Regions from separate parts of the Homo sapiens genome. Here region 1 is linked to region 2. Evidence: read pairs that join two places in POLR2A ChIA-PET (ENCODE). Cell type or tissue: CD4-positive, alpha-beta T cell. All regions are shown on one strand. Each heading gives the region's core, and the rest is flanking DNA. Links, peaks and the distances in the headings are about the cores only. Region 1 has its middle 7.0 kb from the start of ZBTB38. Region 2 overlaps LOC124909441 (a long non-coding RNA gene).

What was found. Peaks named below come from ENCODE experiments on the same cell type or tissue, not always from the same donor. Only the 100,000 strongest peaks of a DNase experiment are listed, where the experiment ranks them.
Region 1: POLR2A ChIA-PET joins it to region 2 with 19 read pairs; 20 of 35 experiments call an interaction of 5 or more read pairs at or near these places.

What each region holds. Positions count from the first base shown.
Region 1 is chr3:141,358,834-141,364,214 of GRCh38, forward strand. It overlaps a transcript of ZBTB38 not described here. Among named protein-coding and RNA genes, the nearest start is that of ZBTB38, 7.0 kb to the right of the region's middle. In CD4-positive, alpha-beta T cell, for the core only: a CTCF peak has its summit at 2,214 (motif pointing right); a DNase peak (open chromatin) is centred at 2,198.
Region 2 is chr3:141,304,196-141,309,576 of GRCh38, forward strand. It overlaps LOC124909441 (a long non-coding RNA gene), which reads left to right. Exons shown (of 4, transcript XR_007096119.1): 2 at 1,561-4,212. It also overlaps the pseudogene PHF5AP7. Among named protein-coding and RNA genes, the nearest start is that of ZBTB38, 62 kb to the right of the region's middle. In CD4-positive, alpha-beta T cell, for the core only: no CTCF peak of the experiment used is centred there; DNase peaks (open chromatin) are centred at 2,976 and 3,376; H3K4me3 peaks cover 459 bases; H3K27ac peaks cover 2,939 bases.

The sequences.
Region 1 (5,381 bases), core at 248-5,247, 55 kb after region 2:
TTTGTCAGTGGCTTCTTTGATTTGGCACAATACTACCACTAAAGGCTTGAACTACAGAATTCTCTAACCAAACTGGCTCTTTAGAGAGAAGGGACTGGATTCAGGATGGTGGATTGGGGCTGGGCGACCAAGGAGAGCCATTAGGAGGCCAGTGAGTAGCTGTTATGTGGTCATATGAGTGCTCAGTAAGGAAGATTTTGGCTGCAAGTAAGGAACACTGAACTACAAATGGCATAAATGACAAAGACATATTATCTTACTAACAGGAAATCTGGAAGTAGGTGGTTCTCGAGTTGGCCCAGGACTTACCAGTGTTGCCAAGGACCCAGCTCTTCCACCTTTCTCTTCACCATCTTAATGTACTGGTTTTTACACTCTGACCTTCCCCCTCATTGTTGGAAGATGCTGCTGCTCTTCAAGGAATCACCTCTTCATACAATTGCCTACAGAAACCTGAATCTCTGGCTTTTAAGGAAAGAAACTTTTTCCCAGTGCTCTACCCAAGAAACTTCCCTTCATGTGCCATTGGCCAGGATCATGCCACACATCCATGCCTTAGTTGCGAGGTAGGCTGAGCATGTGCCTATCTGCCATTGTCAGCCCCTATGGTGGGTGGTGAGCTGTGCCCAGCAAGAAGGAAGGAAGAGGTAGTGGCAATTGTGTAGGCTAACAACAGTGTTTGCCACAAGAGACAAAGAAGATCCAGGATAGTAGAGCATTCTTAGTCCAGCAAAGGACAGTATTTTTTGAAGATAAGAATGTGGTCAAATGGCACAGTGAAGATAAGAAAAACAGTAATCAATAAAAAGATAATGGGCCAGGTGCAGTGGCTCATGCCTGTAATCCCAGCACTTTGGGAGGCCAACGCAGGAGGATCACTTGAGCCCAGGAGTTCGAGACTGGCCTGGACAACACAGCAAGACCTCATCTCTACAAAAAGTTAAAAAATTAGCCAGGCATGGTGGTCCATGCCTGTGGTTCCAGCTACTCAGGAGGCTGAGGTGGGAGGATTGCTTGAGCCCTGAAGGTTGAGGTTGGAGTGAGCCATGATCACACCACTGCACTCCAGCCTGGGCAACAGAGCAAGACCCTGTCTCATAAACAAAAACAACAAAATTTTTTTGAGTTGTCTTAGTTTTTCTTATAAATTTGTCATAAGATGAAGTTTTAAAACCTCATATTCAATAGAAAACCAACAGTGCTTCCTATAAAGTGCCCATAATAATAAATACAAAAACAACAAAAGAATCTTACTAATTTCTAGTTAGACAGCATAGCCTACAGAAGACTCTAATCCTGAACCAAGCTCTCTACAAAAGGGTGAGATCCCAAGTGTCAAAGAGGCATTAAACACATGCACCACACAATTCAGTGTCCTCTAATGTCTGTCATAGACCATCTTAGCTCTGGGACCCCACAGTGCTGCTTATAATCTGTGCTGTTGACTCTAACTCCTGTATGACAAGCAAAGTCAAAAGAATCCCCTGTGTGCCTTGATGCTTGTTTCGGCGTGTGCCTGGAGTGAGGGATGAACGTCTTAAGCTTTGCCATCAGAAATTGCCATTTTTGTACATCAAAAAGGGTCTACAATTGTCATTTCTAATACAGTTCGGCCTAATCAACCACCAAAGATTTTAACATTGATTCTGGGGAGGCATGAGGGGATGGAAAATCTTTTAATTATATTTTATTATATTACTCTTATTTATGAACATGTATTATTTTTGAATCATTAACAATTCTAATTTTTAAAAAGTAAGGAACAAAAAGAGAGTGCTTAGTCTGAGCTGTCAAAAGCTGTGAATAAGCTGTAAGTCCCTGGGCAGGTCCCGTCATTTTTCTAGTCTAGGATTTCTTCACCTCGGCACTATCGACTTACTGGACCAGATAGTTGTGTTGGGGTCGGGGGGCTGTCCTGTGTATTATAGGATGTTTGGCAGCATCCCTGGCTTCTACCCACTGTTGACGGTATTACCCCCAAAATGACAATAAAAAAGTCTCCAGATGTTGCCAAACGTTTTCCAGGGGGCAAACGCACCCCTGGTTGAGAATCACTGCTCTTGTCCTCAGTTTCTCATCAATAAAAGGAAGCACAGAACCAAGTGCTTTAAGCTCACCTAAAGCACCAAATTCTCTGACTCCGTCAATGTCAAATCTGTAAATTTGTTTTCCAGAAGCTATTTTCCTCCAGAGCCACTAGAGGGGACACTCTGCTACACAAAGGACAAAAACAGAGCACTCAGGGAACTTTGTTTTCCTCTCCTCTTGACTTTGTTTCTGTTTCTGACCGCCCCAGCCTTAAATAAATAGTCTTTGATGTTGAGTGTGATAACCCCTTACCACGAAGCATGAAGAGTTGTTTGTCTTGTGCCTGGTGCCATAAAAGTCAGTGTTTTTAGATATGGCGGGGAGGGGAGGGCAAAATATTCTCTGCTTTTTAAACATTCTTTGTAAGGTAGTCAGATGAATCATGCCTCTAAAAAAAGATGTGCATTTCCATAAGCGGAGCCTGCAGGACAACCAGGCTGGGAGGTGGAAAATCTAGTTCTGTTCCTGGTCCTGCCACTTCTGGGCTGTGTGATGTTGGCCAAATTTCTTGACTTCTCTGGTTTTATATAGATAACAGAACTGAGGAAGCTGAGGCTGAGAAGTTAAGGTCACACAGTATGTTAAGTGGTCAAGCAAGGACTTGCGTCTGACCCATCAACTTCATAGAATAGTTGTGAAAACCAGAAGAGATGGAGAAAGTGAAAGAGTCTTGAAAAATAGAAAACCCCACAACAAGTTCAAGGTGTGAATGTGTAGATATTGTGGGAATGAGAGAAGGGGATGGCTATGGGGTAGCATGAGGGAGCAGGGTAGGTCCAGACAGCAAACAGAAGTTACTCCTTCTCCAAGTGTTGTAAATTACAGGAAAGAGCCTCAGTGCCCCCAAATACTTCACTACTGATGGAGCTTCATCCCTAGGACTTAAGGTCTCCATCCCTATAAAAGTGGACAGATCACTAAGAGGAGTTTACTTTATGCTCTGATGAGTTGTTTATACACCTCAGCGAAAGTGAGGGATCTACAACACTGGTTTTTAAACATTTTTTTAAAACCCTGAACCACAATAGAAAATATGTTTCACAGAGAGACCCAGCTCACATACATATTATAAAATCGAAACGAAAGTGTTAGTTATAATGTACTTGGATCTTTTCTATTGTTTTATTTTATTCTATCACTTGCAACCCATGCTGACCCACTAAATAATGAGTCCTGACCTGCACTTGAAGGTATTATACTAGAAGGTTTTGTGGAGGGGAAAGAGTTTAGGGTCCTGGAGCTGGTCTAGGGAGGAAACAGATGTGTCCTCCGAACAGTATTCAAGGATCCCTAAAGATGAACTTTTTACAAGTTTTATAGTTTTCCAAGGGCTGATTCTCTGAGGCGTGATTCAGGAGGAAGAAAAGAGAACAATAATTCCAAATTTGAATTCCCAAAATTCACCCAAATGAGTGAGGATGGGCCATTGGGTAGCAACCTCTAGACTGGATTCTCAGAGGTTATGATCTAAACCCCCCACATCATTAACATAAAATAGATAACATAAAATATAGATAGCATAAAATGACCACCAGCACAAAAAACATTTTTAATCCAACATTTATTGAGCCATTATTATATATCAGACATTGCACTAAGCACTTTACATGAGTGATAGGACATAAATTAAGTTTAAGTGTTCCCTGATTTTCTTCTCTTCCTGCCCACTAACAAGAGTTCTGGCTTTGTTTGTCCAATTTCTTTTTCTGCCCCAACAGAAGAAGAACTGGACAGAGCGGAAGGACCAGAGGAAGGCTGATTAGGACTGGAGAAAAGATTTCAGGGAGTTTGGGAGAAAGAAAGGGAGGCAGAAGCTATGGGGTGTAAGAGGCTTGGATAGGAGGGGAAAAGGATGCTGAGGGGAATTGAAGGGGCTCTTTGTGATGTTTGAGAAATGCAAGTATTAATATGAGTTAATTAGAAATTACTTTTGGTGACTAGACTGGGTTTCTTGGGCTGCAACCCTGCCCCCCACCCCAAGACTGCACCCTGTAGGTCATGGTCTGAATAGGGTTACATATGCATTATCTTATTTAATCTGCATAACAAACCCATGAGGTGGTATTAGTATTTCCTTTTTCTCAGATGAAGAAAAAGAACTTGATACAGTCTAAGTAACCTTACATTACATGCAGCTAATAAATAGTGAAACCAGGACTGGGACTTAAGACTTTTGATCATGAAAGCACAAGCTCTTAAGTCCGTGAGCATAGATGATTCCCAGTATAAACAATACCAGTTAATAAAATACTCGAGAATAAATTTAACAAAAGAATTGCAAGACTTGTACACTGAAAACAACAAAACATTGCTGAAATAAATCAAAGATCTAAATAAATGAGAAGGTTTCCTAGGTTTATGAATCAGATGACTGAATATTGCTAATATGGGATTACTCCCAAAATTGATCTGCAGGTACCATTTAACATCTATCAAAACCCCAGCTGTATTTTTTGCAGAAATTGAGAAGCTGATCCTAAAAATCATATGGCAATGCAAGGGATCCAGAATAGCCAAACGATTTTGAAAGAGAACAAAGTTGGTGGACTCACACTTCCTAATTTCCAAACATAATATGAAGCTATAGTAATCAAAACAGTGTGGTACTGACATGACAATAGATATCTAAATCAATGGAATAGAATTAAGAGTCCAAGAATAAATATTAATATTTATGGTCAGTTGATTTTTGACAAAGGGGCCAAGACAATTCAATAGAGGGAAAAATAAATAAACTCTTTATTTTAGAATAGTTTTTTAAATAAACTCTTTATTTTAGAATAGTTTTATATGTACAGAATTATTGTAAGAATAATCTTTTCAACAAATAGTTATGGGACAACCAGATAGCCACATGAAAAGAATGAATGTGGATCCCTACCTCACACCATAGGCAAAATTAACTTAAAGTGTATCATAGATCTAAATGTAAGAACTAAAACTATAAAACTCTCAGAAGAAAACTCAGGTGTAAATCTTCATGACCTTGGGTTAGATAATGTTTTCTCAAATATGATGCCAAAAGTACAAGTGATGAAAGAGAAGATTGATAAGTTGGACTTTATCAAAATTAAAAACTTTTATGCTTCAAATAACACCAACCAGAAAAGAAATGACAACCATAGACAGGGAGATAATATTGTAAAATATATATCTGGTAAGGGACTTTTGTCTGGGGTATATAAAGAATCCCTAAAACTCAAAAATTTAAAAAAAAAAATTAGGCCGAGTGTGGTGGCTCACGCCTGTAATCCCAGCACTTTGGGAGGCTGAGGCAGGCAGATCACCTGAGG
Region 2 (5,381 bases), core at 246-5,245:
GGGAAAGTGGGTACTGGGTAGAGAACTCGCAGTGACTACCACACTCTCCAAAGCCACCATTACACTGAAGGTGTGGATGCTGCGCCACCCTGATCCCCCACTTCAGGACTTCTTCCCCCAGTTGCTGGTGGTGCTTGGCTGTCGGTGCTTTCAGGGCACTGCTCTGGAGCAGAGAGCCATCTGCTGAAGGACATGCTCCTTCCCAGGGCAGCCACATCCAATGATTGGTCAGAATAGGGATCGGAAGGCCCAGGGACAACCCTGAGGGGCCATCTCAGCTTCAGAGCGCCTTTGGGGTCAAGCCAAGGCCTTGTGACTACAACATAGCCCAACTTCTGCCTCATCCAGCATCCTTCACAGTGTTGAGAGCACTCCCCAGCAACCCCCTGCACACACGTCTGTCTCAGACTCTGCCTCCTGGGAACTGACCTGAATGGAAAGCAAGCAAATCCTAGAGGCTAAGGTCTCTGCTAGCATGGGCAGGAAAGCTGGACTCATTTCTAGAAAAGGGATAAGTATCTATTGATGACCAATAGATCTTCTATCACTGCCTTTGAGAGGCTTACCATTTTATTGCAGAAGCTAAGTATGCACATAGGAAGCAGTAGGAAAAATTTGATTTCAGACAATCCAAAGCTAATTACAGAGGGCTGTGACTTACCATTTGTTGAACAGATACCATGGGCTGGACACTAGGCTGAACATTCAACTAATGTAGTCTGTGTATCTCACAGTATGAGTGAGCACTTGAAGTAGGCATTTATTATCCCCATTTCACACGTAAGGAAAGGCTCTGAGCTCTGAGGCTCAGAGGTAGACGTGTACATAAGATCACACAGTCAATAGTAAGTGGCCAACTCAGGACTGGAAAGTGAATTATGCTAGACTATAAACTCTTCCAGGTCCCTCTAGCTTGGTACCTCTCCCTGCGCCCCCTACTCTGTTACGTCCACACAAGTGAATAAGTAAACTTGACACTTGGGCTACAGTCAAGAGTCTACTCTGCTCAAGGGGATGATCCCCTTCTTGCATCTCTGTTATGGATATTTATATTTCTAGCTCCTTTTGTTTCTTTTCCCATTTTTTCCTAATGTAGCTTTTCCAAGAAAACGGAATCTTGTTATAATAGATTGTCTTAGCCTGGTCTCCCTTGAAGCAGAGTCTGAGAAAAAAAAAAAAAAAAAAGCTTAAATGTAGTAGTTTGTTAAGTTGGTTAGGGGATGTGGTACCAAAGGAGCAGGAGTGAAAGAGGGGACAGAAGGGGAAGGAGGGAAAGCCAGTGTAAGGATGCACAGGGGCAACTGGGTGCTCTATCCCACAGGACCTCCTAAGAAGGCTTGGGAAATACATCTCAGAACTGTTCACTTGTGGGAAACATTTATCCATTGGCTACCAGCCACAGCTGCCTTCCCTGCTCTGCTGACTTGCATGTGCATGACTGCCCAGCAGGAGGGTGCCTTGTACACCATGGCATCAGAGAAACACTAGGGCAGGAGGCAAGAGAATCAATCTCTCTCTCTCTCTCTCTCCCTCCCTCCCCACCCCCATGTGTGGACACAGTAAGAAGGTGGCTATCTGCAAGCCAGGAAGAGAGGCCTCACTAGCAACTGAAAATGCTGTCTCCCTGACCTTGGACTTCTCAGCCTCCAGACCTGTGAGAAATAAATGTCTGTTATTTAAGGCAAAAAAGAGAAATCAGTAACTGGAAAAAGACTAAGAGGGTTGGAAATGGAGCACGAGATGCACTTTATGTGCAGGATGGGCCAGCACTTGTTGAGCATTTCAACGCCCAAGACATGCAGTGTGCTTTTTACGCAGAACCTTGTTTCATCTCACAGTAACCTGTGACTTAAAGATTATCATCCCCTTTTCTTTTTTTTTTTTTTTTTTTTTTTGGAGACAAGCTCTCACCCTTGTCATCCAGGCAGGAGTACAATGGCAGTAATAGCTCCCTGCAGCCTCAAGCTCCTGGGCTCAAGCAATCCTCCCACCTCAGCCTCCCGAGCAGCTGGGATTGCAGGCACGAGCTACCACACTCAGCTAATTTTCATATATTTTTTTGGAGATGGGGTCTTGCTGTGTTGCTCAGGATGGTCTCAAACTCCTGGGCTCAAGCAATCTGTCTAGCTTGGCCTCCCACAGTGCTGGGATTATAGACATGAGCCACCCCGCCCAGCCTATCATCCCCATTTTTAAGACAGGGAAAGAAACTGAGAGGAGAGGTCACTTGCCAAGGCCTCTCAGCCACGAAGTGGCAGAACTGGGAGGCAAACTAGTCTGACTCAAGCCCTTACTCATAGTCATTATATCATTATATTAAACATTCCTCACAGGGGTCTACAGAAAGCATGTGTGATGGCTTACCAATACATACTAAATAGTTCTCTCCGGCATGTATAGATTTTACATTCATGACAGCGTAAATCAAATTAAAAACGCTTCCTTGGCCCTCCACAGCCTTCCAGATAAAATCCAGGCTCCCTAAGGGCCTCCCTGAGTACATGGACTGCAGTTGTTGATGGATTTTCTGCATGTCTGGAAGACAGAAAAAGCGTCTTGGATCATGGTGTGGGGTGTGAGATTGACAGGATCTCCGAGAGGACAGTCGCTTCCAGAGCACTTCAGAAGCCAGTGATTTCTCAGTCCTCCACTCTTCTCCCCTTCCCTATCTGTGGTCTCCAGTGTGATCACCTAGAAAAAGAGCTTTGGAACCATATAGACCAAGCTCAAATCCAGTTCTCTACCACTTCGCAGGTGTGGAGCCTCAAGCAAGGTACCCAGGCTCCTACAATCCCTAAACCAGGGATGATGACTCCCGCAGAGTGTATGTGAAGCTCCAGACACATGGACCATCTCCACCTGGCAGGAGTCATTATTTCTCACAAATGACTCTCTCCATTGCTCTGAGACACCAAAACCAGTTGAAACCAGAATGACAGCCCTGCCCACATTTTTTTTTAATGTGAAAGATGAAAGGTCCTCATTTCTTGTTCTGATAGCTTCCTGCCACACACTGAAGTCTCCTCAAGGACACGTCTTTTACTGCATGCAGCTTCACAGTCAGCTCCTCAAGCAGAAGACTGAACCGTGACTTGTTTTTAGAAGCTCTCCGGGTAGGGAGGACATATCCATATGCAGGACAGAACCTTGCTTTTCAAATTCAAGAAAAAACAGTAACTAATCTATCGATTCTTCTGTGATTCAGTCTGCCAGGGTGTTCTGTAAAGAATCCTTTTCCATCCCTATCACACATTTGTACGAAAGGGGAGGGAGAGGTGGCAGGGTCCCAGTACACCGGCAGGCACTTCGGCGATGCCCGGGGCTCCGCTCCCTTTCTGTTGATAGTTGTAGGCGTCATTTCTGGCAGCTGCTGCAGCTCGATGCAGGGAAGGAAGGGGCCACCCACCAATCACCTCTTTCTGATGCCACATTTTTGACGTTCATGGAAGAGGCCTGTCTCAGAGCTCCCTAAGCTGACAATCTTTGGGCAGCCATCTCTATTCTTCTCCTGGCTGGTGCACTCCTTACAATAATAGGCATCAGAGACTCCCATGGCCTCCACAGATCTCACAGTGTCCCTGGTAAAAGCCATAGTTACACTCATCATATAAGCATACCAGGGTGAAGGGACAGACACAGCGGTCACAAATCACACACTTGCCGTCAGTTTTCACACAATCTTCCGATGGCAACATCAGCCTGCTTGCAGCAAAAGATCAAACCCAGATAATGTTCAGCCGTAGCTCCTGCTCACGCTGCATTGCCCTCTTTTTAAAGCCAAGAAGCCCATCTGGAGGCATCAAATCATGCTTTATGCATAAGTAGGAGCTACAACGCATTGGCCACATGCACCTCCCTTGGGGGGACTCAAATTTACTGAATCCTGCCTTTGTGCCCAACACTGCATTTGGAACCTTATATAAACATCTCCACTATTCCCCAAGAGGGTTCATCCTTTCCCCTTGTTTCTTCATTATCTATGTCTAACTTCCATCCTTCCTGCTTTAGTTGGACTTGCTGTTCATTTGAGAGGAAGCTGCTGACCACAGAGTTCAGCAAAAGAATGGGAGTATGGAGGCTCAAAGTGTGGCCCCTGGAGAAGCTGAATGAGAAGTAGCCCTGGATATGGTGTAGACTCCCACAAACCAGAGATCCTGCCCTCAGTGCCTCAGCTTTAGGAAGCTGCTCCCTGCCTTGCTCCTGGGCAGACAGGTATGGTATTGATTTCCCCATACCCCAGCATCCCCACCCCAGTTTCCCTCTCTTCCCCCATTGCCCGGTGCTTTGGCTGGCATGCCCCTGACAACCAGGGAGGGCAAGTCCTTCTCCTGGTGGGTAGCCGGCTGGCTTCCTCCCAGCTCAGAGCCAAGCATGCCTCAATTAGGTACGCCCTAGGATGGGAAGTCCTTCCAGGGGCCTTTCCTCAAAAGCCGGCCAGAAGTGGGCTCCTTCAAGCCTAAAGTTAAGCCGATGGAGTATGCAGGGTGGAGACGTGAAGGAAGGCCACACCACCTTCTGGTGGCAACTCCGCCTGGCCCACGTTTTGCCGCTTTTCCTCTTTCCCTGTCAACCACACCACGTGAGGCCTCTTTCCCAGCAAACCAAAGCTCCCTCTGGCGGCCCAGGAGGAGTCAAATCTTCTCCCCACCTGTGTACATTATTTTCCAGCTGTAGCAAGTAGAGACACGCTCTGTGTCCAGATGGCCTCACCCCAGCTGCCCTTTTGTCCCACTGATGAGCCAGGTGTTTAGCATTTTAAACAACTAGCACTCTGATTGACAGACTGACCATTAAATTGACTTTCTGACTGATGGATCCTGATGGACCACTGTCTATCTGAAAAGTTAATCCTGAGTAATTGACTGGCTGGTTGGCTGATTAAATATCTAAACACACAAATCACTTGATTGACCTAATGGATTTCTTTTTTTGTTGCTTTTTGGTTTTTTGTTTTTGAGGCGGAGTCTCGCACTGTTGCCCAGGCTGGAGTGCAGTGGCGTGATCTCCGCTCACTGCAAGCTCTGCCCCCCGGGTTCATGCCATTCTCCTGCCTCGGCCTCCTAAGTAGCTGGGACTACAGGCGCCCGCCACCATATATATATATATATATATATATATACATATAGTATTTTTAGTAGAGACGGGGTTTCACTGTGTTAGCCAGGCTTGTCTCAATCTCCTGACCTCGTGATCTGCCCGCCTCGGCCTCCCAAAGTGCTGGGATTACAGGCATGAGCCACCACACCTGGCCACCTACTGGATTTCTTACTGATGTACTAACTGTAGGTAACTAAACATCTGACAAGCTTAAACTGACTACATAACTGACTCTTTAACCAGCTGAATGACTGACTGCCCAGTGGAGGACCAACAATAACTGA